Linked DNA regions of Homo sapiens: all the other regions are linked to region 2. The links are chromatin loops, found by intact Hi-C in ENCODE. Cell type or tissue: PC-9. All regions are shown on one strand. Region 1 has its middle 57 kb from the start of LINC01450. Region 2 has its middle 56 kb from the start of LINC01449. Region 3 holds the start of LOC105375241 (a long non-coding RNA gene). Region 4 has its middle 150 kb from the start of LINC01449. Region 5 has its middle 120 kb from the start of LINC01449. Region 6 has its middle 260 kb from the start of INHBA-AS1. Region 7 has its middle 65 kb from the start of LINC01450.

Region 1 (4,000 bases), 120 kb after region 2:
ATGATACAGAATTAATAACAAGCACTGCCTATGTTTTCTTCCTTTGTTCACTCCATCTGAGCATTAAATTATTAGTTTCATGGCCTGTACGTTATGCACACTGTAAATCTGAGCCCCAGAGATAGTCCTCCATGTTTAAGAGTGTCTTGTAATGGATACCTAGTTGAAGGAGAGAGCTGAGGTCCTTGGATCCATGCTGATGACTGATGGGCTAATCATCCAAGCCAGTCCTGGAGCATCTTCCTGTAGGGTCTAATATAGAAAATTGAGTCTGGGCATAGTGGCTCATGCCTGTAATCCCAGCACCTTCAGAGGCCAAGACAGGCAGATCGCTTGAGCTCAGGAGTTTGAGACCAGCTGGGTGGGGCAACCTGGCAATGCCCCATCTCTACTAAAAATACAAAAATTATCTGAGCATAGTGGTGCATGCTGGTGCATGCCTGTGGTCCCAGCTATTTGGAAGCTGAGGTGGGGGGATCACTTGAGCTGGGGAGGCAGAGGTTGCAGTAAACTGAGATCATGCCACTACACACACACACACACACACACACACACACGTAATTGAAAGATCCAGGCCACCTTGGCTGAAGATAAAATGTCTTAGTCAGTTTGGGGTGCTTTAACAAAATATTTAACACTGGATAACATATAAACAATAGAAATTTATTGCTCACAGTTCTGGAGGCTGGAAAGTCCAAATTCAAGGCACCACCAGATTTAGTGGCTGGTGAGGGCCAGTTCCTTATAGATACTGCTTTCTATGTGACCTCAACTGGTAGAAGGGGCAAATAAGCTCCCTCAGACCTCTTTTATAAGGGCACTAATCCCATTCATGAGAGAACTCTGCCCTCATGATCAAATCACCTTGCAAAGTTCCTGCCTGTTAATATATGAATTTGTGGGGGACACAAACATTCAGACCACAGTATCAAATGAGGAAGTTTATCATCAGCAGGGAAATGTTTCTATTCACAGTTCATGGAGATCAAGATCCACGGCCTCCAGGATGACTCAACTGACACTAAAGAAATAAAGACTAGAAGAATGAGAAGCACTCATTTAGAAAAGCAGAGAAGATAACTTAGAATGGGATCTGAAACACCAAATACCATATTTTTGCCAAGGATGTAGGCAATATTGATGGACTAGAGAAAATTGCAGGCCTGGGGAATCTGGTGGTCCCCAAGAAGAACCTTGACCAGTCAGTGCTTTTTCCTTAGAGGAGAGAAGATTTAGGGGCCTGTGAATTTATTCTCAAGCCAGAAATTCTGAAAATTATTTTCTGTCTCCTTGAATTAAGGTAACAGAACATGTTTCAATTTCAACGTTGATTATTGACTCTCTACCTAAGAGCTTTGTGCTCTGAATGGGTAAATGGTGCAAAACCATGGTTAATGATTATCAATGACCAAGCCAAAAATCACTATGTGAGCTAGAATTCTTGTCAAAACTGCTAAATGCCCTTGTTTTTTCTGATTCTCAAAAGGCATTTTTTCAGAATAAATGTCTCCTGCATGTAATATCTTCAACATAAATAGCAGACAATTCTATGATGTTCTCTGATGGTAACTTGCCAAGTAACTGCAATGCTTTTAAAACCAGGTAGGGAACCAAGGGGCCTAAGTTCCTATACAAAATCTCCACAGGGTGCACACCCAGGACAAAACACTGCTCATCTCTTTCTCCTCTTTCTTCACATTTATAGGCTAAGGAGTCTCCCTCAATTTCTATTTTATAGAGGCTCCAACTGAATCTTGAAAGCGCTGGCCTTGATGTCTACCTCTCCACCCATCTCAGCTTTCTAATCTTCCCAGAAGCACATACAAAATGGCCTTCTACCAAAGGGTCTGTCCAGTAGCTAAGAGCTGGGCACTTTCAAGACAGCTCAGAGGGCAAATCTCCTATTAGTAATTACTTGGTATTGCCCATGCCTGTGTAAAACAGCCAAAGGGCAGGAAATACCACCGGGGCAAAGAGGGGAAAGATAGAGGCCTGTAAAGAAATATGTCTGAAGGCAAGTCAGCTATGTGTGGCACTTATTGCAAGGTAAAACTCCACTCACCATTATGAGAAAGTTACTAACTCCAACTCGAGGCAACTGTCAAGGGCACCTTTCAATTTACTAACCCAAAGCTCATGTGGCCTCTCCTTGAATTTTGCTCTATTTTGGATGAAGTGAAATATACCAGTGGATTCTTTCAAGAGAAGCTACAGTCATTGTTGATTTCTACACTCTCAGTAAAGAAACCTTGTGTTTTTTGCTTCCTTTTAAAGTATGCATGTGATGTCAGTTTTGCCCAAGGCTGCTGTCTCTGTCTCCTTGGCAAGGACTAAGAACCCTGCCCCATGAGTCAAGCTCTCTGACTCCTGAGGCGTGAATATGAGGCAGACTGCAAGAGCCACCTAATGAAGAAGGAAGGTGTTCTCTTCAGAAGCACCCAGGTCTTAAAAAGCACAGGCAAAGAGCCAAAGAGTTTCCTGAAATTAGGACTTGGAGTGCTGGTGCTCCTACCACCAGGGAAGCCAGGTGAAACAACATCACCTCTTTCCTGATCAATTTTACAGAAACTCTGGGATAGGTGACAAATACTTTACTAAGCCCAAAAGGGGTCACTAGAAGACATAGTCCGATTTGGAAGAATGCTAAGCTTAATCATTAAGGAACTCCTCACCCCTCTAAACCCTGGAGTAAAAACCAAGTGTCTCTCCTCATAGCATTGGATAACCATGGAAACAATCCAGGGGGTGACAAATACGGGAAGATACATTTTTTTCCTTTCTAACACATCTGAGTTAATATAGGAACACTGGTGTCTCTTTTGAATCTGCAACTTAACTGACTTCACTACGATTTATATTCATGTTATGGATATATGCAACTTCTCCAGGGTAGAGAGAAAAAGATGGCAATATTTAATTTTAATGTTCTAAATAAATGGCTGGAACTGCCACCTCCCTATTGTGAGATTGTCCTCAGCTCCAGTCTAGAGCCTTTCCTTGCATGCTCATACATGCACACACCCACACAAACCTCTCAAAGTGCAGTGGGCAACCTCACTTTCGAGCTGAGGCCCACGAAAAGCAGGAGGTTACAGCCACCACCCCCGGGGGTTGGTAGCTTTGGAAGCAGACAAAGGCCTCTGCAGGAGATGACAGCTGGGAAAAGCCGAGGCATCTGATTGTGCTGTTCTTGCTTACTGGGCTCTTCTTTGCCACTGGAGAAAGTTTAGAGTCCTGACCTAGCTCCAGGAGTTCTTCGAGGTGAAGAGTATTCCAGCCTACACTAAGCCTGGTCTCCCAGTGCCGCCTGCTTCACCTAGGTGAGATCTGAGCACCCTGATGACCTGCTTCAGTACGAAGGTGCACATGGCCCCCAGCCTCTCTCTACCTCCATGGAGGTTTTATTTCAGAACCCTTGCTATTCCCTCTCACTAGGACCTTTCCACCCTGGCGGAGTGCAGCAACTTTGGATTTTGAAAACACAAGGTTCAGGGACCTGTGCTTCTTTGTTTTTAAAAGGCCCCTATAGTCCACATACAAATTTATTCACCTCGCTTCCAAATAATATATTATTTTGTAAAAAAATAAATAAATAAAATAAAATTTAATTTAAAACCAGAATTTTCACCTTACAAGCACCTATTAAAGTGATTCTTACAATATGAATATTTTTGATTTATACTAACACATTTCCATCTGTATCCCTAGAGCACTGGCAAATGCAGGAAGGTGCCAATAACATCCAACCTGTGATGGGAGATACAGGCATAGAGTGTGGAGCTAACAGTACCTGACCCAGAAACAATTACCCTCAGGGCCAACACCAACCTGTCCACTTCCTTAAAGTGAGCATAGCACAGGAATACTAATCACAGCAATGGGACTGCAATTTAATTACCATCCAAATGAACACGCTTGGCATTTTGTTCTTTTCTTTTCCTTCTGAGGCTTTCAGAAAACAAGGTATTAAGTATTTAAACCTTAAACTTGCTTATCTTTC
Region 2 (4,000 bases):
GGATCAGACAGATTGTGGAGGGTGAAGCTTCCCTCTCCCCTTCACCACGCTGTCCAGAAAGAAAGGTCAGAGAGATGCCCAGCTGTGCCAGGCAGCATCCAGGAGGACTGGGGTCAAAGCATGTGCATTTGTCATTCTGCAACTGTTCAAAAGACAGGTACACATTTTAAACAATAACAACAAGCATGGAAAATAAGCCCTGTATTTAGCATTTTTTCATTTTTCAATTTCACATTTTCTTTTCCTCCAGGGGTTGAAATTTAATCTGTCTTTTAGCAAAATGGAGCTGGCTCTCTCTCTTCTTCTGGCTTTTTCTCCCCAGTATACTCCCAGTGCCTATCCCAGAGATATGCTCAGCTGATTATGAAGCCTGTGCATTGTCGCCGAAGCCTGTTGTCACTATGGAAATGTGTTTGAGGGCAGGTGGTTTTTTCATCTACCCTCACTTGCAAACACACACACACCTTTGCAGCCATGGTGACCCTGCTAATCTTCAAGTTCAGCACTTGTCAGGTGCTGACACAGAAGGAATCCCAATACAAAATGCACCCATCGTGGGGCGTTCATGCATGTGAGTGTGTGTGTTTGGCTCCCCTGTAAGGTTTCCAATTTCCCATGGGACCCACTATTGCAGTAATTGGAGTGATGCAACCTCATTCAGTAGCTGTTCTAAGAAACTTTGGCCCAGGGCTACACTTGTCCCTCTTCCTGAGATGTCCTCCTTGACATTTCTCCCCTCCCCAAGAGGCACTTTTGGTAAGTGAGGCAACACAAACATCATTCACCAGCTGCACACCGGCCCCTGAGTTTGACGACCTACGTTATTGGCTAGCAGAGTCATTTTTTAGTTTAACTCACATCCGGTTAGGCACAAAGATATTTTTAAGGCTACTTGGTGGGGGGCGAGAACACATCAGGGGTCACTCCAAATTCATTCCAAATCAGAGCCTCTCAGGCCAACCCCACAGAGAGCCAGAAGGAGGAAATGACTCACTCCCTGGGCCCATTGCTCTCTCGTAATATGTTAAAACTCCTTCTCCCGTGCAGAAGTCCAGGGACCATCACTGAGGTTCAGCTGCTACTTGAAGTCAAGTCCTGCCCCAAAGGCACCCATTGCCCTCCTCCTCTTAGAGGAAGCCCATGTTCTGTGGATATGTGTATGTAATGGGCCATCCTTATATGGAATAAAAAGTTGACAGAAACAGGTTTCCCAGCTTCCCACTTTCCTGTGATGATCTCTGAATGTCGGTTGGTGAAATGAGATGATTAATAAATCCCTAATAAATAGGAATCACTCATTTCCCTTACCTCACCATTCTTCAGATCCATTATTTTCAAGTGAACTGGTAGATACAGTTAGAACTGTATAACGATGCATTGTCCTTCATTGGGCCAAAATTTATAATATTTATGTACTCACTCATTTATCCATCAGGCCATCCATCTATTCAAAAATGCCTAAGTGCCCAGTCTCCAGCACAGCGAGACCAGGAGACAGATGCCATTCTAGAGCTGATGGCTGCCTGGGGTTGGAGAAAGGCCAGGGAGTAAACAAAGGCAATCCTGTGGCACCAGATCTGAGGCTTGGAAAGCATGTGAGTGGCATCAGGCAGGTGGTCAGTGCCACCTGCAGGCAGCAGGAAGGCTTCTGAGGCTGGAGGAGCAGGTATTTCCAGGCATGGAACTGGCAAAGTCACAACAGGCAATGAAAGATCTTTGAGCCATTTCACCTCTTGCCCTTACTCATGGGACTTTTTCTTCCTTGATTTCCCTAACCCAGCATGAAGGAAACTCTGGCACACAGCAGAAAGCTAGCAAAAGCCCACTGAGAGAGGTATGAGTACATTAATAGTGATGAGTAGTTAAAAGAAAGATAAATACAATAATTTTTTTAAAAAGTGAAGGCAACTGCATGGGAGGATCGGTGAACACAGGGTTGTGAATGGCTGCTTGTGGCTCACTCATCCATGGCAGACACCACTGCGCACCACGGAAGGCTTTCCAGTTGAGTTAAATGGCAAAGGACTCACAGCCCACCCTATTGGAGTATAAACTGGCACACAAAACGGAACCTACTTGCCATTTGCATTTGTAGACTATTCTTATGAGGATCTTGACCATGAAGAGTAAAATAAATAAAATCCTATAAAATATTAGAGAGGAGAATATTTTCTCTATTAGAGTCTTTGAATGTACCTGGAAAAAATATAAAATAGAATGTCTACATAGCAGTCATATCGCATATGGTAACAGCACTAAAAGAAACGGATATTTCTAGAATGCGTATAATTTTTTTCACTGTTGTATTTGTTCCTACATTCAACAAGTAATTTGGATTACCTGTGATGTGCAATGTGCTCTCTCGGAGGGTATTGTGAGGGTTATTGAATTGTGAAGATAAAGGGTCATGGGTATTGCAGAGAGAAGGATGAACTTTCCAAAGTCAGCATTTAAGAAAGATCTAAAGGACGTAGAACTGGACTTGAAAAAAAAGTGGGTTGTAACTTATACATGTGGGAATTGGTATGACATTTTAGAAAGAAAAAAATAGCCTGAAAACGCAGAAAAATAAAAATTAGGAGGAGAGGGAATTACAGGGAAAAATTTAATGTGTCCAGAATATGTATGCTCTATGCTGAGTGCAGCCTGGGCATTAGTTAACTAAATCCTCTCTTAATCATGTTCTGTCAGTCAGTATAAGGGTCCAGCAGACAGTGTACTCATATTCTTATATGTTGAGACCTTAAGAAAAATAAGTGACATTTTTAGGAAGCAGAGATCATGAGAGTCATAGCTAATAGGACCTCATTCATTGTGTCTATTTGGTCCTGGGAGAAAAGCTCAAACCACTGGCTCAGTGCCAGGCTGTCCTTCCACCTCTTGGTAGGAAGCGTATACAGCCAGGCTTCTTGTTCCCAAGAAACAAAATATAATGGATCTGTTGGAAAAAAATTATTTAATTGCTTTGATCTTCATTTTTCTCAGATGCAAATTGTCGAGAAATATCAGCCTCAAAGGATTGTTGTAATTAGTAGACAAAATATATGAGTCTAGCCAGATAGAGAGTAAGTGCTCAGTATACATGAATTATGGATTGTGGATAGTAAAAGCATGTTTCTGATATTGGTGGTGCATCAGAATCACTCAGAGGGCTTCTTAAAACACGGATTTCTGGGTCCACCTCCAGAGATTCTGATTCTGTAGGTGTGGAGAGGACCTGAACATTGCAGCCACAGGTGATGCTGCTGGTTCATGGGCCACTCTGTGGAGACCCTGCACTGGGCTATACTGCTTTTCTCTGCTGCATCACTTGACACACCCACTCAGGGGCCTCTAAACAACTCTGGACTCAGAGATAGAGCTGATAAACTCATCCAGGAAAATGTTTTAGATAACCCAATTTGCTACCTATTAATTAAAATAAATGAGAACAAAATAAAATGGTAGAATTTATTTCAGGCACTTTAGGTCCTGAAGTGAAAAAAATATATAGAGAAAGAAAGAGTTAGGAATGCTTTTGAAACCATACCTTTCCTATTAGTGCAGTGATATTGGAAATTTGAGAATTTCCTGGCTAATAAAATGTAGTCATCTTTCTACATAGCAAAAAGGCTACTGACTTCATTTGGCCCGTGAATATTATAGAATTCAAGTTGCTTTTTTTATCTATTCTTCCCCTTCTCTTTTCCACCCTCCCAACTCCATTATCCAGGACAGGGCTACACTGGGCACTCAAGGACAGCTTTGGCTGACACTTCTACAATAGACAAAGCATTGTTTAATTTGACACCCAACTGAGCATAGATGAAGCAGCCCTGGGAATAGGTCAGACACATTCTCTAAACTTTAAGGTTTCTTCTCAAATGTCTTAACGTTAAGGTTGAAAGACAGAAAACCCTAACCCACATCTCCCTCTCAAATATCCTGAGGTTGCTGAGTAGAGCTTTAGAACAGAAACTTAGCTCTTCTGGGAAACCACCAGTTTTCCAACAAAAGACAC
Region 3 (4,000 bases), 100 kb before region 2:
CTAGAGAAACAAATGTCTTTTTTATGGGAGAAAAATTAGAGAGAAAATCTTTACATTTTTAGTTGTTTTGACCCAAGTAGAACTATATTATGTTACAAATTAATAATTATTGATGTAAAAATTACAAACATATCATATTAGGAGTTTTATTGATGGCATGGTAATTCCACACAGGCTGACACTGTTGAGCAGGAATTCTAGGTCTTGCTTTGCATTCATTTTCAAGTAAAGAACAATTCATAAGTAATATTTAAGGTAACAATTGTGAATAAAATATATTATTGCCCCATTCTCCACTTATCAGTCCTGGCTGCTTTCTTGAGTAATGCCAGTGGAGTTGAAACTACAGCACTGGCACTGTATTCAATCCTGGACAAGAAGGCTTGCTTCTCTTGTCTATGGTGGTGGAAAAGAATCAAAGTCTATTCTTTGTCCTTTGACCCTAGCTGTGTCACCCTGAAACATCCCATTACCCTCCCTGGCAGGGTAAAAGCCAGGATTCTCAGCTGCAACTGAATCTCAGGAGGATGGTGGAGTAATCTAGGACCCAAGAAAAAGCTGCAGTAGTAACCACAGAAGGAGGCCAAGTAGAAGAATCAGCTGACACGACAGGGCAGAAAAGACCAACATCCATTTTGCATGATTCCTGGTCTCCATTTCTAAAGTATCACTTGCAGGCCAATGGGTTCCACATGGAGAGAAGGCCACGCCCACAAGAGCGAGGGTGGAGGGTGGAGGGTGGAGACCGGAGCCCTACCCAGCAGCCCCCACGGGAATGGCAGAGGAGCAGGGCCTAACGAGACAGGAGGATCTAGGCGATTGCGCAGGTGGGGCCCGGGCCTCCGCCTCAGGTGGCACCAGGGGGCCTGGAGCAGCCGCGGCTTCGCCCTGACTGTGAGGAGAGGCCTCACACGCAGGCCAAGTGTATTGGCTTTGTGAAGAGGACTTCCCAGGGCCCAGACCGAGTTGGGGACTGTGGTGCGAACCATGCTGCTGCCGGGTCTCTGAGTCCCTGGTGCAGGTGATTGCGGGGTGGAACGTTGAAGCAGGTACTGATCCTGCTCTGGTCCGTGGGGCTGTGGAAAAATCATTTTCAGTATTTCTGGTCTCTTCTGGAAGACCTTCGCTAACAGCAAATTCTCATCTTGGACGATGTCACGCGGCTGTCGTGGGACTGTGTCCCCAAAGCAGCAGTGAGGAAAAAACGGGCCCAGTAGTGGCGAGACCTCGGCCCTGGCCCTACCACTAGGTGTGTATATATTAACCCTCTTCGAGAACCCTTCAGTATTGTTGTATCTTGAAAAGGGCTTGATACTGCTTGATCATAATTCATAATCTACATTAATGAGAATGAGATGTATCAATAAAAAGGTGGCAAAGAAATGAAAACAATGGAAAAGGAAAGGTTGTGCTTGGAGCTTAAGGAGGCTGATAAGCAAAAATAAACAGGGGAACGGGAGTGCCAGTCCAAGAAACGAATTGCACAAAGGAAAGTACTTCTCCCAATTTCCTCTGAAACTCTTCACTTATATACCAAAGGAAATACTAGTCTTTCTGCAGGAAATGTTCCCGGGATATTTGTCTCTTCTTACAGCCATCTATATATATATAAATTTAGCCTTTAGTATGTATTAAAGATAGAGAGTTAGGGACCAGTAGAGTGGGAATTTCTTACACCCATTCTGCCTTCTCTGTGGTTTATTTGTTTTGTTTTGTTTGCTTATGTGTAGCCAAGAGGAGCATAAATGTGTGTGCGTGTATCTGAATGATTCATCTGCCAGAGTTGCTAGAACTACATCTTTTAATAGACCAATTATTGTGGTTAGGATTTGGCTTTAGTCAGGTGATGAGAAATTAGATAAATATTCCAGCCAAGCCTATGTTTTGAAATCCTGCCCCTGGGATTAGAGAGAAAGCCCTGTTCATATTGATACAAACCTTCAAAATGCATAGAGTTTTGTAATATACCTGCCTCCACCTGTTTATTCACTGTTCATGGTTCTTCCTCTTTCAAATGGGCTCTGAATAAGTGCTTCCTTTTGCTAGCTTGCTTGACTTCACCAAACAACTTGTGAGCACAGAGGAAAACATTATAGCGAATTGGAAACTCATGACTGTTCAATAATATGTAATACTGCATATGGTTCAGTTAAGACCCACTTGGGACAGAATTTCTAGTTTTGCTCTGTTCTTCATTTTGTGTTTTCTCAGTGTCATTCTTTATGTTATTTATGCCTCTTAACCCTCAAAGGTCTTAGCTGTCTAAAAAATGAGTAATAGGTAGGGCAAGTAGAAATTCTCAGAAAATGTCTTGTTTTTCATAGATGAAAATCATGACTATCTTTGGACATCTTCAGTAATTTAAAAATTACACCCCACTGGTTGAGAAAAAAATTATTTAAATTATGGCCCCAAGCATGTTCAGACATCACTGGAACATGAGGCAAGTTTTAGAATTGCAAAATAGCTCTTAAATTTTTTTTATTTTTACAAAGATTTTTTTTTCAATTAAATGCTCCCTGTCCTGCACCCCATTCCACATCATTTTTAGAATGTTCTCTTGTAGTGACAGTTAGCAGTGCAGTTACATATGGCCAAGGGGCTCACAAAATATTCCACTGGAGTTTTAGGAGCTTAATTTGTGGCATAAATCTCTGTTCTCAGGCTTCTGCTCTCAGACCCCACAAGGCTGTCAAACCATGCCCGGAAGGCAGTCGGACTTAGTTATGTTTTGGCTTTTGTAGCACTTCACGTGACTCTGAGACAATTGTTTTCCACTGGATTTCAGATGAAGCTGTTAGTTCTTCAGGAGTCCCCCATCTGGGTTTCCATTAATCTTGGTAATAGGCTCAAATCCTTTCACACTCATGCTTTGTCTGAATGTGTAACAGAGTGATGGTGAATGGAACAAATTACTAACTTACTGTTTTCTGGTATCCTTACTCACATTACAAAGTCTTCCATAAAAGATAGTACCTTGTGGGTGGGATTTGTAAACAGGCCAAAGCAGGAATAGCTCAAAGAGATTAAATATAAACATTCAGTTTTGTATTAAAGTACATTTTTCTAGAAAGACATTTGTGTTTGTGTGTTTACTGAGGTAAACTTACATGTGGAGAAATCCACTCCTTTAAGTGTACAGTTCTTTTTTAAAAAATGCACATCTTACATAAACCAAAATCTATCATTTTTATTTATAGCATAAGTACAAGTTTTTAGCAACATGAGCAGTCATATAGCTGCCACCAAGATAAGTCTATCACTTCAACAAGTTTTTTATGTCCCTGTGTAGCCAATTCCCTTTTCTCACCCAAAACCCCACCAAGCACTGATCTGATTTCTGTCCCCTAGTTTTGACTTTTCTAGAAAGTCATGTAAGTGATTTATACAGTATTTAGCCTTTTGTGTCTGGCTTGTTTCATTTAACATGATGCTTTTGAGATTCCCCAATGTTGGTACATGTGTGAGTAGTTTTTTCCCTTTTTACTTTCGGGTATCATCCCATTGTATGGATGTGCCACAGTTGTTTATTCACTCATCAGCAGATAGTTTTTTGGTTATTTCTAGTTTGGGGTTATAAAGAAAGCTGCTATAAACATTCATAATGGGTCTTTGCATGGACAAATATTTTCATTTACCTTATGTTAAATGCCTAGGAGTAGAGTTGGTGGATTATATACTTATGTGTTTAATATCATAATAAACTGCCAAGCTTTTCCAGTGTGGCTGAGCCATTGTTGCATTCCCGCCAGCAAGGTATGAGCATTCCAGTTATTCCAAATCTTCACCAGCACTTGGTATTAACAGGTTTTCTGTTTTTGTTTTTGTTTTGTTTTCTTTACCATTCTATCTGTGTAGTGGTATCTGATTGTGGTTTCAATTAGAATTTGCCTAACAACCAATGATGCCTTATATATGTGTATGCCTGTGTGCATATGTACGTATGTTTATTTTAGGGCCGGCGTTACAATGCACATACTGTCTTATACAATGAGGAAAT
Region 4 (4,000 bases), 200 kb before region 2:
CCGAGGCGGGCAGATCACCTGAGGTCAGGAGTTTGAGACCAGCCTGGCCAACATGGTGAAACCCCATCTCTACTAAAAATACAAAAATTAGCTGGGTGTGGTGGCAGGCGCCTGTAATCCCAGCTACTCGGCAGGCTGAGGCAGGAGAATTGCTTGAATCCAAGGGAAGAGGTTGCAGTGAGCTGAGATTTTGCCACTGCACTCCAGCCTGGGTGATAGGGCGAGACTCTGTCTCAAAAAATAAATAAATAAATAAATAAAATAAAAAATAAAAATAACAATTCGGGTAAGATAATACATTTCAATTATTATTATATGATATCACATTATTGTCAACCTACGTATTCTCACTTTATTGAAAGGGTAAGACATGAGGCAGTAATATCTGAAATAAGACACTTACTGTCTTAGCCCCTGACCATCTTATGGCAATTCATAGTTACACATTTTCTGTAAAATCACAATTCTTCAGTCACATTACTAAAAAAATTTAACTGATCCTCATTTTCCTAATTCCCCTCTACTTTATCTCCACCACTAACTAATTGTAATACCTGTCTCCTTTTCTCAAACTTGCTTTGAATTAGATACATTGCCAATCATCCATAAATGACAAGAAGAGTTCAAGAATTGAAGTAAAGCTATATAGGGAAGAAAATAATATCTTCTCCTTTAAAAGCATCATATAGGTTTTTGGAAATGGCCCCAAAGATATTTCATAACATAGATTACTGTCAACAATCACCACAGAAGGAATCTTAATTTTTTTCATCTTTAATCTTTTTTTTTTTTTTTGAGATGGAGTCTTGCTCTGTCTCTCAGGCTGGAGTACAGTGGCAGGATCTCAACTCACTGCAACCTCCACCTCTCAGATTCAAGAGATTCTCCTCCCTCAGCCTCCTGAGTAGCTGAGATTACAGGCATCTGTCACCAGGCCCAGCCAATTTATGTATTTTTTAGTAGAGATGGGGTTTTGCCATGTTAGCCAGACTGGTATTGAACTCCTGACATCAGGAGATCCGCCCGCCTCAGCCTTCCAAAGTGCTGGGATTACAGGCATCAGCCACCGTGCCCGGCTCCATCTTTAATCTTTATGGGAATACTTTTTCTCACTATTTCTGCACACACACCTATTGCCCAGTGAAAATTGCTCACAACGAACTCTCAGAAGACACAAGAATCTAGAAATACAGTCTCTGCAAAATAATTGCCGCTCACCCAGACAATAATAAAAGGTACCAATCAAATATTTAATTTGCATAAGAATCATCATAGTGGAAAATAGGTAGGTTTCTCTGTCACTGCTTTTCTCTGTTGAAAACATTGTAAATTAATGTTTCTGTTGGCATGTGCCTTAATATTTAAAACTCTTAACACAAATTGTAAGCACAGAAACTAAGTATAGTTTATGTGCTCAGGCCACTGTGATGCTCCAAGATTGTTGGTTTAAGTCCATTTTCTGTGCTGTGTAATGGAAAACACCACAAGCAGGCTCAACTTCAACAAACCTGTCCACTGGCCACAGTTAAATAGGTGACATTGACCTTACTCCCTTGGGCATGCCCTACCCAAGATACCTGTCTTACTTTCTCACATGGTTATTGTCTTTCCACTGCCACTGACTTTTCCAGAAAGCAAGTTGCCAACTTCTTTTATTAGGATATAATGGTTTTAAAAAATTTAATTTTAATATTTCCTATAAGACAGATTCACTAATAATCCCCCCCCCCATAATTACCTGTGACCTCAAAAGCTCCCCTAGGTATGGGATGTCACCATTAGGCTCTTCTTTTGCTAGCAGGGATAGAAATGGAGGTGAAAAGTGCAGCAGGAAGACATTCAGGAAGCTTCTAGGCTCCACTCTATGCAAATTTGAAAGCAAAAAGTTTAACAGTCAGTTCCTTGAGCAAACAATTAATTTATCTTCCCTTCATCATTCTTAGATTGTCAGCATTTACCTGATTTAAACTTATCTTCTCTGCTTCAGCAAGCCAGTGAGTCATATTTATAGGGATAAAGTTACAAAGATGCATAGATACTAGTTGTGTGTATGTGCGTGTGTGTGCGGTGAGGCGTATACAAGGGCTTCATTGTCTAAAAGTATGTTTTAGAAAAACACACAATAAAACAGTGTGCTGTGTCTAGAATGAGTAATTCACATCCTTAAACAAAACAAAACATACACATTTGTCAACACCGCTGAGTGGGAGACACTGAAGTGAACACAAAACAAATCAGTTTCTGTGAAGAACACAGGTTAATGCCTGTAAAGATCAAGTGACTGATTTAGGAGGAAGAAAAGGTAGTTGATTTTTATCACACTTCTGGTAAAATAAAAAATCCAAAGCTAACAAAAGAGAGCCACAATCCTATGATAATTAGTGCATCCGAGAGATGATGTCAAATGGTTTGCTGATACTGAATAAGACCCATCTCCCAAGAACAACACCACTGGGTCTATTCTCCAGTGAGAGAGGTTGGAGGTCAACTTCAGGTATTTCAAGAAAAAATGTGGCACCTCATCATTAAAGTCTCTGTCTTCAAATGGCTTTTATACTCTCAAAACCATTTACAATATAAATTCTGTAAACAATTTTCTCCAAAATCATGGGTCAATTGAAATTTTTTAAAGTACAGTTTGCATGTCAATAGTTACATATAAATGAAAGACAACAATGGGCAGATGAAATTTTTCTAAATTCAATTTTTGGTTTTTAAAGCTAGAAACACCACTTGTAGAGAAGAGAATGGCATCCCCTATGATAGAACCACTCAAGTAAAATGTGAGGGGTGGAGATAAAGTTCCCTTGGGACTACATTTTCCAAGTTATATTTGATCTTCTGTAAACAACAACAACAGCAACAAGAAAATGGTACTTTTTACAACCATTCTCTCATTTAATTCTTGCCTACCCCCTTGAGGCAGTTATTTGTTATTCTTACTTTACAGATGAGGAAACTGATCATTAAACAACATCTGCATTTTCCCAAAATCACATTGCTAATAAAATCCTTGTGGTTTTGCAGTTACACCACCTGTATATTTACTTATATTCTGCCAAAATGACCTACTGACATTCCTTGCCATACACTTCTATATTTTTGTACTCCACTTTATTCCACAAAGTTGAGGAAGATAATTGAAAATCTTGGAGGAAAGAAATTCCTGTAACATATTCCATTTTTCCTCTATTCAGTGCTTTCTGGAAACATCTATTCAACAGAGTGGGGGATTGTTGTAGAAATATGGAATTCACGGTGACTCAATTTGTTCTCGTCTTTTGCTATTCCCAAATAGGATTTCAGATAAAGAGCAACTATTCAAGGCTAACAAAAGGGAAGAGCTGGCCAAGCTGATTTCTTAATTCTACATAATGACAAAGCAGTGGTAGAACGTGTTAATTAAGTCAAAAGTATTAATAAAATCTGTCTTCCACAGACTTTTCTTAAAGAATGCGTCTACCCTTGAGCCACCCACTGTCCTGAGCAGACTTTTGCATTTACTCTCTGAACATTCCTTCAAGAAATGCAGTCTGCCTAGAGATTCTGAAGTTGTCTTTATACCTACAGAAAGCTCTGCATCACTTAAGACCAAGAGAACAACTTGAACTCCACCCACCAGACTGCTGAAGTTACTCTATGCTGACCTGGCAAAAACAAGGTAAAAGGCAGAGCCCTTGCAGCCTACTTAAACAATTTCTGTATAAGTGACAGGTGAGTGTATGTGTGTGTGTGTATGTGCAATTCTAGGCCCCATTTTTTTCTATCACTCTGCTCCTATTGTAGTTACTTATTTATTTTTAATTTACCTATTGAATTTTAAAATCAGTCTTCCACTAAGTTATTAACACCAAAAGGTAGAAATTATTTCATGTTTATCTCTGCATCTTCAGGCTTAATATGAGACCAGCATTCAATAAATGTTTGTTGGAAGGAAAAAGAGAGCTAGAAAGAAGGTAAAGAAAAGAAATTGTTAGGAAATACACATTAACGGCAGAAG
Region 5 (4,000 bases), 180 kb before region 2:
GAAAACAGAAGAATAGAGAAATAATTGATTTGTTAACATTAGGTTACTCTTTTTTTGTAAGGACTAAAGGCAATGGGGAACTTCATTAGCATGCCATTGAAACTGGCCTGTTTGGGAAATTTGGATTTGATCTCTCTCTCCTGATTTCTCCGAAGACCAGATAACTCAGTTTTGGTTTGGTGAAGAAGAACCTCAGAATTAATGACTCCATTTTAGTTTTTAGTCTGGTCTGTTGGGGCTAGTGCAGGAGCTTAGCCCACAAGAATGGCCTCCTTTAATTTTTATTTAATGCTTATTTAAGTGATTTTACTCTCCCTTGGGGGCACCACATCACTCAAAGGAGCTCAATCCCCCAAAACCACGTGTCTCTCGGTTAGGAGAAGCACTGGCCAGCTCCCCAGAGCTCCTGAGAGCTTCCTCTCCACTGCTGCACCCACCTCTCCCCCATCATACTCAGTTTCTGGTCACTTGAGGTCAGGTTGTCCAGTAGAAGCCTCCACCTTTCCCTGGACAGACTTCCTAGAGCTTGTTCTTATCCACTGAGGATGTCGGGACCAAGCTCACAGCCTTCCTCTTCCTGGTTCCTGCCGTCGACTCAAGTGACTTCAGGTTGTGCAAGGGCAACAGACTCAGTCTCTTCATCTCAAACATTTTCACCTTTAATGCACATCAGCCTCCCCTAGGCAGGGTTAGAGCCCAGGCCATCGCCTAACACCCCTTTCCTTTTGGTCATTTGTCTTTCCCTCTGTCTTCCTCCTTCATCTTCACGACATTTATCTGAGTCACTTGCATGACACTGAAGGTGAGCACCTCCTTATATTTTGCTCCCACAGGCTTTCTACCTGCCTCACTGTGCCCTGGCCACCATCCTGTTTCAGCTGCATTGTCAGTCTCATTCAAAATCAAGCCAACTGTGCACGAGCTCTGCTCCTCTGTCTCCTGCTGGAGATAGATCAGATAATACAACTGCATGTGTTGGATTCACTGAAAGTTAAAGATTTCTACCCAGAAATGAGTGTCCTGCTTCTGGGTGTGGTGGTGAACTCATGCTGCCACTCCTGAATGTGGCTGTGTCCATCCTCTCACTCCATGCATGGGCCTTCATGTCCCGCAGAAAGTTGTACCCCTGCTTTGCTGAAAAGTAGACACTTTCTGTCGGGAAGTTCATTAGCTTCTTTCCTTTTACACCTGCACACTCGCCTGTGGAGGATGTCTATCCTTCTCTCTATCAGCATGGTCTGCATCCACAGCCTTAGACAGTGACGATCCCTTCCTTTAGAGTGTCCTCCCGGTGGGTGTTCTGCCTGCCACTCCTGTCCCTCCCCGCACTTCCCACCTGCTAACTGTGCTCTCTCAGCTCCTCCAGGGACAGTGATTTTCAGGTTCCGTGGCTGAACAGTTTCTCTCCCCACTCAACACACTTTGGCTAGGTAATTTAATCTCCCCATAATTCCAATTACCATTCTTATGCTGATTGCTGTAAGTTCATATTTCAGGCCTAAATCTCTCCATCTTTCCATCTCAGTTTTCCCTTTGCCGCTGTTTGCTCCAAGGATACTTATCTTCTGGACCACACAGCTCAAGTCCACACATGCTACTGTTTCCGCTGGGAACCTCTTCTTCCTCATTCCCCTCCCTTCACCTACACAACTGGAACTTCCAGTTCTGAGAAAATTTCTTCAATCCTTCAATTGTATACCTCTGAGTCACATGCCTCTTCTGTTAGCACTTCCTATGCTTAGGAAATTGCATCCCTCTGTGAGAGTACTCACTCATCACTGTGTGACCTGTATTATTTCCTCACCAGGGCCTAATTTCTGCGGGGAAAGGCAAATGTTCTGTACCTACAATAATGCTGCCTTCATAATAAGCATCCCCTAGTCATTTCGAAGGCAATGGATAAACAAGTGAACAAATGAACTTACTAGCTGTGTGGCTTTCACACCAGCAGGAAAATGCTCCTTTCTGATAAGTAAAAGGACCCTGTGATCTTTAAATGAGTAACGATGAGTTTTGAAGGTGTTTTGTGAGTAACACAATTGCTTTATACATATGACGTGAAATATGACATTGCTATGTTTGCCTTTGAAGGAGATAAGATTTTTTTCATAATATCATGATTCGTGATGACACCATCATTTTTAAAGTTTTTCATTTTGAGCCCATGTAGCCAGGTAGTTGGAAAATTGAACCACAGAATGATTCAATAACAAATTATCCAATCCTTTTTTCTAGAATGTTTAATAATAATCTGGAAAGCTGTGCTCTACAAATCATAGTAGAAACAGCCCCATGTGTGAATCATTAATGGTTATTTTTATTTAATAAATGCTTGTAAAAAAGATTTTAAGTTTTATAAGACAAAACTCAATTTTCTTCAATTTTAAGAAAATAAAACCTAAGTCGATTAAAACTGGAAGAGATAAGTGTTATGTTTACCAACTCAAATCTATTTTATGATGTGGTTATTTTAAGAATCATTGAAACGTTGTTTTAATTCTTTGCAGTTTAGATTTAATGTGCCGTGAATCTTAGTTCAGAAATTTTACAACTGATTCTATTTGACTTTTTTATGAGTCAGTTGCTTGTACATATTGTTAACAATCTTTTTCATATGATGTTTTTCATTTCTTTCCATTAAAATACTCTATGAAAAGAACTTTTAAATCCAAAATTTTATATAAAAGGGATTGGATTAGGAAATGCCCTTTTATTTGTTATAAGAGTAACAATGTATTTTTTTTGTTTGTTTTTTCTGAGATGGAGTTTCACTCTTGTTGCCCAGGCTGGAGTGCAATGGCACAAACTGAGCTCACTGCAACCTCTGCCTCCCGGGTTCACGTGTTTCTCCTGCCTCAGCCTCTCAAGTAGCTGGGATTACAGGCATCAGCCACCACACCCAGTTAATTTTTGTATTTTTAGTAGAGACGAGGTTTTGTCATGTTGGCCAGGCTGGTCTCAAACTCCTGACCTCAGGTGATCCACCCTCCTTAGCCTCCCCAAGTGCTGGGATTACAGGCATGAGCCATCGCACCTGGCCTGAGTTCTTTTATTGAGTACTTATTATTGCTGAGGAAGGTACAGCTCCTTCTCTGCTATCATTTACTAAGGAAAATCAATTTGGAGTTCTCAAGAGAAACACGTCATTTTTAACTATAAGTCAGATGATAGTATAGAAAGGTATAAATAAATAAAGTACTTTGGAAGGAAGAAAACATAGCTGTTAATCCTGCCTGAGGATATTGGAGAGTCTTAAGAAGTGGCTACTTTTAGAAAGATTCCTAAATGAAAGAAAGACATTTTAAAAATGACTAAGAAGAAGGGCATTCCAGATATAGGAAATTTCTAGAATTAAGGTATGACGTAAAAGGATGTGATATGTTTGTAAGAAAATAAATAAAGCATTATGCCTAGAGCAGTAGTTCTGGAACTTCAGTGTGCCGGAGGATCATGGGGCAGGCTTATGAATCACAGAGCTGGCTGAGTTGGCGTAGGGTGGGGCCTGAGAATGTGCATTTCTAACAAGCTCTTAGGTGCAGTTATAGTTGTTCTGGGTGGACTGCCACTAGACTAGAAAAAAGTTGATATTGTCTAAAGAGTTTTGGAAGACCAGGTAAGAAAAAAAAATGTTGTAGTCAATTATAAAGATACTGAATATCTACGCTCAGAGATTTTTGGTTTGTTTTAGCTCATGGGGAAAAACAGGGTTGAATCTATTTTATAACAGGTTGGAGTTGAAAGAAGCTGCAAGCCATTGAAATGAAGTTTCCCTAGTAATAGAAAGATGATGAGATAGCCATAAAGGACACACCATTGACAGGGACCTGTGGTCTTTTGACTTTTGAAAATGGAAGGAAGAAAGTAGTTTGTGTGCCTTAGCATTGGTGGTTGCCTGGGCGTGTGGCCATTCACTGAGTTAGCAACCCCAGGAGCTGCACCTCTGGACTAGGGTGGGTTCATGGCAAGAGGGAGAGACGGCGAATGCCTTACGATTGGCTTT
Region 6 (4,000 bases), 390 kb before region 2:
CTAAGAGATTCCAGGGAGAGAAGGAGAGAGGGAGTCAGGGACAAAAGATGCTGACCCACAGGAGATATTGTCTTCTGCACAGTAATAGCGGGAAGGGGTTCTCAGGAAGCAAGAGTGGGAATTTGGGACGGGGGCAGAAATTCCAGCCTATTGCTAGAGCGCCATCTATTTACAGGGCCCACAAGGCACTCTTGAAGTTGTCATTAATCACCGCTTCTCCTTCTGAAGAAGAAATGTGTTTCCTATAAGCCAGTTCTTATGAATAGGGCTGATTACAAAGTCAGACATGAATTAGTGTGCAGTCCCTAAAGTCCCTGAATGCCACACCAAGGCAGGACTTTTAAGTGCAATTATAACTTCTGGAACCAGCATAACACGATGTTCTGCATTTGAAAATCTGGGAAAGCATCTGCATGAATTTCTTATTCCATTTGCTATTTGCATACTTGCAAAATGTAAAAACCTGCTTTGGCATATGTCAGAAAAACTACAAAATCCCTCTCAGAATAATGGAAGTAAAAAAAATATAAAATGCGGTGTAAATATTTGGGTCAAAAGCTTGACAAGGGCAATGCCACATTTTTCTTTCGTTTTGTTAATAGTTCCTTGCTTTTCTTAGCACAGTAATTTCAATGGACAAGCAGTTAGGTGAAAAAGTATCGATTTCCCTCACTTACTAGGGGAATTCTGCTCTAATTAAATGGCAGAGCTAAAAGTTGGCCTTTGCCAACCAGATTTTAGTGCCAGTTAAACTCCTAGTGGGTTTTGAGTGGCCCATGGGTCTGTATTACCAAGCCAAAACTCCTCTTGAGTTTCAGCATCTCTGCCCCTTCTCACCCACCCCCAACCACTACAGCTCCTTTCCGTAGCCGCCTCTGAATTGCAGTGGGTAATTTTTCTGAGTCTCAGTGAAGATATAAGCAGACTCATTTTGCTGCTTTTACTTTGAAGTCTCAACTTTGTAGATTTGCTATCAAATCTGTAGTTAGATATGGGTTCTCAGGGGTAGGGGATAAGGAGGGTAATTAGTTGAGTTTTAATTTTTTTCTTTTTGAGTTACATTTCCAGGCATATAGACAATAAAATCCTTGCAAACAAAGTCTAAGACTCTTTTGTATGGTCACGAGTGGACATAAAGTATAACTTTTGAATGAATAACAATGAATGAATGAGTGAATGGGAGGTTTCAGAAACCCCGCAATGAAAAATTCCTCCTGGCCTCCCTGGGTGTGGCTATTTGCTGAGCACATAGGTATCACGTGCCTCCGTCATGCCAGGTGCTGTTCTGTGCACCATGAATAGGAAGATGAACTGGCTTTTGTATTTGAGAAGCTAATTCCCTCTTGAAGATGAGAAGCCTGTAAATGGTTATAATGCCGGATACTGGAGGCCACAGTGGAAGAGTGGGTGGGAGCTACCAACAGTCACCAGGGGAGACAGCAAGATCCAGGAGCCCTAGGTTAGCTCTTAGCTAACTGAAAACCAGGAGGTTGTCCTCAATCAATGGGCGGTCACTTCTGCACCAGGACATTGGCCAGAATAAATGATTCGTGCAGTCTCTGGGGCCATGGGCTTTCATAATAGGCAGGGTCATGGTCTACCCACACTATTTTTAAAATAGTCTATTTTTAAAATAACCTTTTCCTTAATTCCAAATGTAATGCCATACGGGTTCATTGTAGAAAACTTGAGGCCACCCATCTGGTAACTCCTGACTCTGCTACTCTTGCTAGCATGCTTTATAAGTTTCAATTATTATTAACAGTGCTGATTGGGCAAAAAGTATGCCCAATCTATGAACTAAGCAGCTGCCTCGTTGAGGTGAGGTTTGGTGCCAAAGCTCTGCCCAGCAGAGATGGTGGTGATTAACTCGATAGGAATTTGATCTGAAGAGTTGACTGTTGAGAGCAAGGGCAGAGAGAGGCTGAGAGGCACAGGGAAAAGTGGAGGCACAGAGATCTGCTGGTCCAATATAATGGAAGGGCATGACAAAGGAACCAGTAATTCTAATAGCTGAAATTGAAGTGTGTATTATGTGTCAGTCACTATTCCAAGTGCATTTTACGTATAGTAACTCGCTTCCAAGTTCACAATAACCTTCTGATGAGGAACAGAGAGGTTAATTAATTTGCCCAAGGTAACACAGACAGGAAGTGGGAAGGCTGAGCTATAAACCCAAGTAATCTGGCTCTGGAGTCCAAACTCTTATCATTATAACCCACTGCTTATCAATGGAATACATATAAATACATATATGTTTTTTATGTATGTATGTGTATATGCATATATGTATGTGTGTAAGTTTATATGTATACGCTATTTTGTCAGTGAAACTGGCCAGAAGGAGGGTGACCAGATAACCTCAATCAGTGTATCCAGAAAACTCTTCAGGTTCCTAAATCATGTCTCCTTGTCCCGGTAGCAGCTGCTACTCCTAGGCTCCTGCCAGACTCTTGGGTGGGTGACAAACTACCCTATTTTGTCCAGAATGTTTCTGGTTTCAATATTGAAAATCCCGTGTGGTTGGATTCTCATCTTCCTCATTTCTACCCACTCGTCACAATAGGACCCTGCTGATTAGAAAAGCCTGACTATCTCTCTTCTTTGTAACCTTAAAAAGCTTGGTCGGCATCCCTGCCTTTGAACACTGAAATCCCTTTGCAAATCCTTTCCCCTCAGACCCTCACCACTCTGCCCTTCCTTTCCTTCTGATGGTACTGGAAAGGTGGTAGAGTTCCCGTTCTCTCCCTCCCCTGTCCCTACAGGATCCCCTTCAAGCATTGCTCCCCACCCCTCATGCGGTAGCAACAATGACTTACCACACCTTGGCAAAGCACTTTCCTCATAGGTCACCTCACCTGATCCCCTCTGATGACTCTTCAGCTCAGAGGAGGGAACCCATTTGAGAAAACAACCTCAAGGTGTGTCAGTTCCATCTTCCATCTGATGCAAAAACTCCCATTCCTGTATGGCGAATCATACTTTTCATTTTCCACAGAAGCCACCAAGAGTAAAGTTTGTACCAGTAAACTAATGGTCTCCATGAAGGGAGCAGAGATCACACAGAGTGGGAAGAGGGATGGATTCAGAAGCTGACCTGCTACACAAGGGAATGGAGAATGTGGGTAGCGCAGTTGAGGAAAATAAATGCACCCACAGGTCGGGCGCGGTGGCTCACGCCTGTAATCCCAGCACTTTGGGAGGCCAAGGTGGGCGGATCACGAGGTCAGAAGATCGAGACCATCATGGCTAACATGGTGAAACTCCTTCTGTATTAAAAAATACAAAAAAAATTAGCCGGGCGTGGTGGTGGGCGCCTGTAGTCCCAGCTACTTGGGAGGCTGAGGCAGGAGAATGGCATGAACCCAGGAGGTGGAGGTTTCAGTGAGCCGAGATAGCGCCACTGCACTCCAGCCTAGGCGACAGAGTGAGACTCCATCTCAAAAAAAAAAAAAAAAAAATGCACCCACAGTCCCTTGGATGCACCAGGTTTTTAACCTAGAAAGATGACTAGCAAACAAAGTGGGCCTGGGCACTGCTAGAGAAAAATAGAAGTAATAGTTTTCAGAAGCGATGTAATGGCTTCAGGGAAAACTATAGAATGGTAGTGCTATGGTTTGAATGTGTCCCCCAAAGGTGTGCATGTTGGAAACATAATTCCCAATGCTACTGTGTCCGGAATTGGTTCCTTCTGGTGGGTTCTTGGTCTTGCTGACTTTAAGAATGAAGCCACAGACCCTTGTGGTGAGTGTTACAGTTCTTAGAGATGGCCTGTCCAGAGTTTGTTCCTTCAGATGTTCAGATGTGTCCAGAGTTCCTTCCTTCTGGTGGGTTTGTGGTCTTGCTGGCTTCAGGAGTGAAGCTGCAGACCTTTGTGGTGAGTGTTACAGCTCATAAAGGTAGTGTGGACCCAAAGGGTGAGCAGCAGCAAGATTTATTGCGAAGAGCAAAAGAATAAAGCTTCCACAACATGGAAGGTGACCCCAGCGGATTGCCACAC
Region 7 (4,000 bases), 130 kb after region 2:
GTGTTTTTTATGACTCCTTATTTACTTGAACCAATAGATTCCGACATTCTGCACTCTTAGTTATGGTCAATCAATCATGTGTTTCTAATTCTGTAACTACTCCAGACTCCATAAGGCTTTGTCAATAGCTTCATGTATGGACATTTTTAAAGTATAATATCTGTGTGTATAAAGAAACAAATGAATAATAAATGTTAAAGCCTACACAGTCTGACCCTCAAAAAGTGCCAGTAGCATGTCTTTGTCTTTTCTGTACACATACATACAAACACATGCACATACATAAAGTTGTTTTTTAAGTAATTGAAAAATCAAACACCAGATAGTAGAATGTAATTAAAATGTCAGCTTACTGATTCAGAAAGAGAAGTATTCAAGTGTAGACCTAGATTCAGTTATGATAGGATGCTATTACCCACATGATGTTATCAGGATTCAGTTTATCTCTTTTCATCTGTATTGGCTTCATTCTCAAAAAGACTCCTCCTTCATCCTCACAAGATGTCAGAAGCTCATGAGCTACCTAATGCCAGGTTAAAATCTAGTAGTAACTAGTGAGAGTCTTTCCTAACATGGTCCACATCCTGGGATTCACTTTAACTGGACTTGCTCCATTCATACCCATCCTTCAATCAACCACTGCAATCAGAATGACTTAGGACTACATCATGCACTTCATTTCTAGAGCTGTAAGTGGACCCATACCTAGACTGTGTGGACTGAGAAGAAGTAGATCCCATACAAAATATTAGGTCTGGTACTGAAAGAAGAAGAAACAGGTGATGGAGAAACAAATAGCAACCACCCACTGCGGTTAATCTCTTGGCTGCCTAACATTCATATACAATTCTAGTGCTAATATGTATATCTGTGTGTGTGTGTGTGTGTGTGTGTGTGTGTGTGTATGTAGAGAGAGAGAGAGAGAGAGTGTCCCACATCCATATATGACATATATAATATACTCACTCAGTCTCCAGAAAGAAAAAGTAAAATCTCATTTGATGGTTTCACCCCACTTCAAGTTTAAGATTAATGGGTGATGTGCAGTTCTCACAAGGTACCCAACATGCCCAATATACAATGGTGGAGAGAGAACCAAAAAAACAGGGTGCGATGGGAAACATTAGTAATCATTGATTCAATGCATGTATCAAATTCTATTTTATTTACTTATGTATTTCTACATTGTCTGGAACATAGTAGGTACAGTAGTATTTGCTGAATTAATGAATGCACACACAGCTGGACAGGAATGGGAAGGGCTGCCTGTCCCAGCAGGAGAATGAGTTCCTTGCCCAGCTTGTCAAGTTCTTCCTGCTCTTCCCTCTGAGAGAATGGCTCCTGTCCTCTGCCTTTATGGCTACCTTTTCTGCTTTTGGTAGAATCCTCTTGGTCTTTTGTTTTCTGTGACCATATCTTAACACGGCATTGCCAAAACTGTCCCCATTATTAGCCTGTTTTTGTTGTTGTTATTACTGTTGTTGTTGACAACATTTCTTAGACCTCAGGGTTTTCTTAGAGACTAAACATTCATAGACAATTCCTCCTATGAATTGTCTGGCTCCTCCTTTAGGAACATTTGAGGTCTTACCTAGTTTCATATACTGAACTCCATAAGCCAGTCTCCAGATATCTTGTTGAGTCATGATCCTTGAAATTGGATTCCAGCCTGAGAATTTCTCTTTCTCAGTGATAAGACCGGTGCTCTGTCCATCCCTGAAGTCTTTCCCTTAGTGACCTTCGACTTTGTACTGCCCAGAGCAATTTGAAACAATAGTTGAGGTAAGAAAACTCATCTGGCACTCAGGCACCAACCAGCCGCACCTTAAGAATGTGGGTCATTATCCTCTTTGTCACGTAGGGAACAAGATATGCTCAGCAGTGATCGGAAAAGAAGTTAGCCCCACATTCTAATGGTATTTTCTGATACGATCCCTATCTTCCTGATTAGGTTTGCACTAATTTATGATTACGGTAAGAATAAACTTTTCTAAACCTGCAAAATTCCAGATCACCCAATTCTCATCTTCCTTATTTTACAGGGTTCATGCAGAAAGGCATCTCTTAGCCAAATTGTATTTTCCTTCCTCTCTGATTTCAGATATAGAAGGTTCAACATCAGTTTGTCTAATTCTGGTGGGACCTTTATTGTGCCTTCTAAAAGGCCACAAAAGGCAGGCATGTGTTTCAATATCCTGAATTTCTCCTCCAAATTCCATAATGCTGCAGCCTCTATAGGCCTATGGTTTGAGGTCTGAGATACAGCAGTGTAAGATATGGCTACACTACCAAACAACATAAAACGCCAACTTCTAAGCTGTGAATAGGGGTTCTCAGTGCCTTCCACTCTACTTCCTCAGCCTAGCGTTTTCATATTTTAAGATCTAATATTTACTATACTCTACTATACTCTACTCCTGACAATGATTTCTGTGTAAAGATCTTATCCGTGGTAAAGTTTTTAAATCTGAGGTATCAAGCATAGCCATTAATTGGGTGACAAAACTGAAAAGCCCAGGAGAAGACCTGGCTTTGTAGAGGGCTGAAAAGAAGGTCTCATCAGCCTTGTCCTAACCTAATGCTAGATGACGAGTTAGTGGGTGCAGCGCACCAGCATGGCACATGTATACATATGTAACTAACCTGCACAATGTGCACATGTACCCTAAAACTTAAAGTATAATAAAAAAAAAAAAGAAAAAGAAAAAAATAAATAAATAAAATGCATTGAGCACTGTGACAAAGGAAATGTAATTGGACTTTGAGTGATGTGTGTCACTCTTAGGACAAGCCTGGAACCCTTTCCAGACATTAGGGACTGAAAGAGGGGAAGGGGAAAATCCCCAGACAAAAATTAGATACGTAGAAGTGGTGTTGTCTGAGCTAACTCAAGAGTAAGCTAAAAAAAAAAACTGAAAAAAAAAAAATCTTGACTTAACAGCATGTTTAGTCTCATTGTCAAATGCCATATTTTTGTGATAGGATTATTGTTCTGCAAATATTTATTTATTTCCCTTTCTTGTGTGGGTGAAATTTGTTTTCCTGACTCCACTGATGCCAGACCTGGCCATATGATTTTCTATAGTGAATGGAATGTTAGTGGCCATGACATGAAGAGGTCTTCCATGAGCTTGTGCATTTCAGTTTGGCTCTTGTGCTTTGGTAATCACCATGAGAGGAGCATACTGCAGATAGAGCTGCCCCTTTAACCTGGGCCCCAGAATAAAAACACATATAGCAGATCTGAATCCAGCGAGCCCACAGCCTGAAGCAAAGACAACTAGATGAGTCCATTCTAGACCAGCTGAACTGCAAGTCAGCATGCAAAATAGTGAATGGGGAGAACAAATGCTTGTGTTGTCAGCTACCAAGTTTTGAGATTATTTGGTAGGCAGCATTATTTTGGCAAAATCTCATTAAGACATTCTTGTAGTACATGCTCTGGAATTTCTTTCTAAAAGCAAAAATGCAGTTGGAATATGGGACAAGAAAACTTATCTTGAAATTGAATTTTCATAGCAAGGGTACTGTTTTATTTAGATTGTATATTTACTTTGGGTGGACTAATGGAAATTTGGGGGACCATGTGATGTTCTTAGTTTTAAGATGTACAATTTTTTTCCATTTTAATATTTCTAAAACCAGGATGTGTTATAAAATCAATGTGCATGTGGCATAGTGGCATGTGATGGCGTTTCTCCATGTCCTGAGCCCCACTGCTTATGGTGTGTCCATCAAAGGTTGGATCCATCCTGGCTAACATGGTGAAACCCCGTCTCTACTAAAAGTACAAAAAATTAGCTGGGCGTGGTGGCACACGCCTGTAGTCCCAGGTACTCGGGAGGCTGAGGCAGGAGAATCACTTGAACCCGGGAGGCAGAGGTTGCAGTGAGCCAAGATCGCGCCACTGCACTCCAGGCCAGCGACAGAGGGAGATTACATCTCAAAAAAAAAAAAAAAAAAAAATTGGATCCAGCAATTCTGTAGTCAGGAAGGATGG

What was found. A loop is a pair of places that touch in the nucleus more often than their neighbours do. Peaks named below come from ENCODE experiments on the same cell type or tissue, not always from the same donor. Only the 100,000 strongest peaks of a DNase experiment are listed, where the experiment ranks them.
Region 1: it touches region 2 in a loop (5-fold over the local background); 2 of 110 quality-filtered maps call a loop at or near these places.
Region 3: it touches region 2 in a loop (6-fold over the local background); 2 of 110 quality-filtered maps call a loop at or near these places.
Region 4: it touches region 2 in a loop (5-fold over the local background); 3 of 110 quality-filtered maps call a loop at or near these places.
Region 5: it touches region 2 in a loop (9-fold over the local background); 3 of 110 quality-filtered maps call a loop at or near these places.
Region 6: a loop joins it to region 2, with 2.8 times the contacts of the local background. A loop is called at or near these places in 2 of 110 quality-filtered maps.
Region 7: a loop joins it to region 2, with 4 times the contacts of the local background. A loop is called at or near these places in 2 of 110 quality-filtered maps.

Annotation. Positions count from the first base shown.
Region 1 is chr7:40,920,823-40,924,822 of GRCh38, reverse strand. It overlaps a transcript of SUGCT not described here. Among named protein-coding and RNA genes, the nearest start is that of LINC01450, 57 kb to the left of the region's middle. In PC-9, no CTCF peak of the experiment used is centred here; a DNase peak (open chromatin) is centred at 2,332; H3K4me3 peaks cover 1,011 bases; H3K27ac peaks cover 2,482 bases.
Region 2 is chr7:41,043,341-41,047,340 of GRCh38, reverse strand. No RefSeq gene overlaps it. Among named protein-coding and RNA genes, the nearest start is that of LINC01449, 56 kb to the left of the region's middle. In PC-9, a CTCF peak has its summit at 1,608 (motif pointing left); a DNase peak (open chromatin) is centred at 1,610.
Region 3 is chr7:41,146,592-41,150,591 of GRCh38, reverse strand. It overlaps LOC105375241 (a long non-coding RNA gene), which reads left to right and starts at 797. Exons shown (of 4, transcript XR_927190.1): 1 at 797-1,249. In PC-9, no CTCF peak of the experiment used is centred here; a DNase peak (open chromatin) is centred at 1,851; H3K27ac peaks cover 2,223 bases.
Region 4 is chr7:41,245,760-41,249,759 of GRCh38, reverse strand. No RefSeq gene overlaps it. Among named protein-coding and RNA genes, the nearest start is that of LINC01449, 150 kb to the right of the region's middle. In PC-9, no CTCF peak of the experiment used is centred here; a DNase peak (open chromatin) is centred at 2,029; H3K27ac peaks cover 2,251 bases.
Region 5 is chr7:41,222,320-41,226,319 of GRCh38, reverse strand. No RefSeq gene overlaps it. Among named protein-coding and RNA genes, the nearest start is that of LINC01449, 120 kb to the right of the region's middle. In PC-9, no CTCF peak of the experiment used is centred here; a DNase peak (open chromatin) is centred at 1,689; H3K27ac peaks cover 2,094 bases.
Region 6 is chr7:41,435,279-41,439,278 of GRCh38, reverse strand. No RefSeq gene overlaps it. Among named protein-coding and RNA genes, the nearest start is that of INHBA-AS1, 260 kb to the left of the region's middle. In PC-9, no CTCF peak of the experiment used is centred here; DNase peaks (open chromatin) are centred at 1,858 and 2,958.
Region 7 is chr7:40,912,975-40,916,974 of GRCh38, reverse strand. It overlaps a transcript of SUGCT not described here. Among named protein-coding and RNA genes, the nearest start is that of LINC01450, 65 kb to the left of the region's middle. In PC-9, no CTCF peak of the experiment used is centred here; a DNase peak (open chromatin) is centred at 1,694; H3K27ac peaks cover 1,995 bases.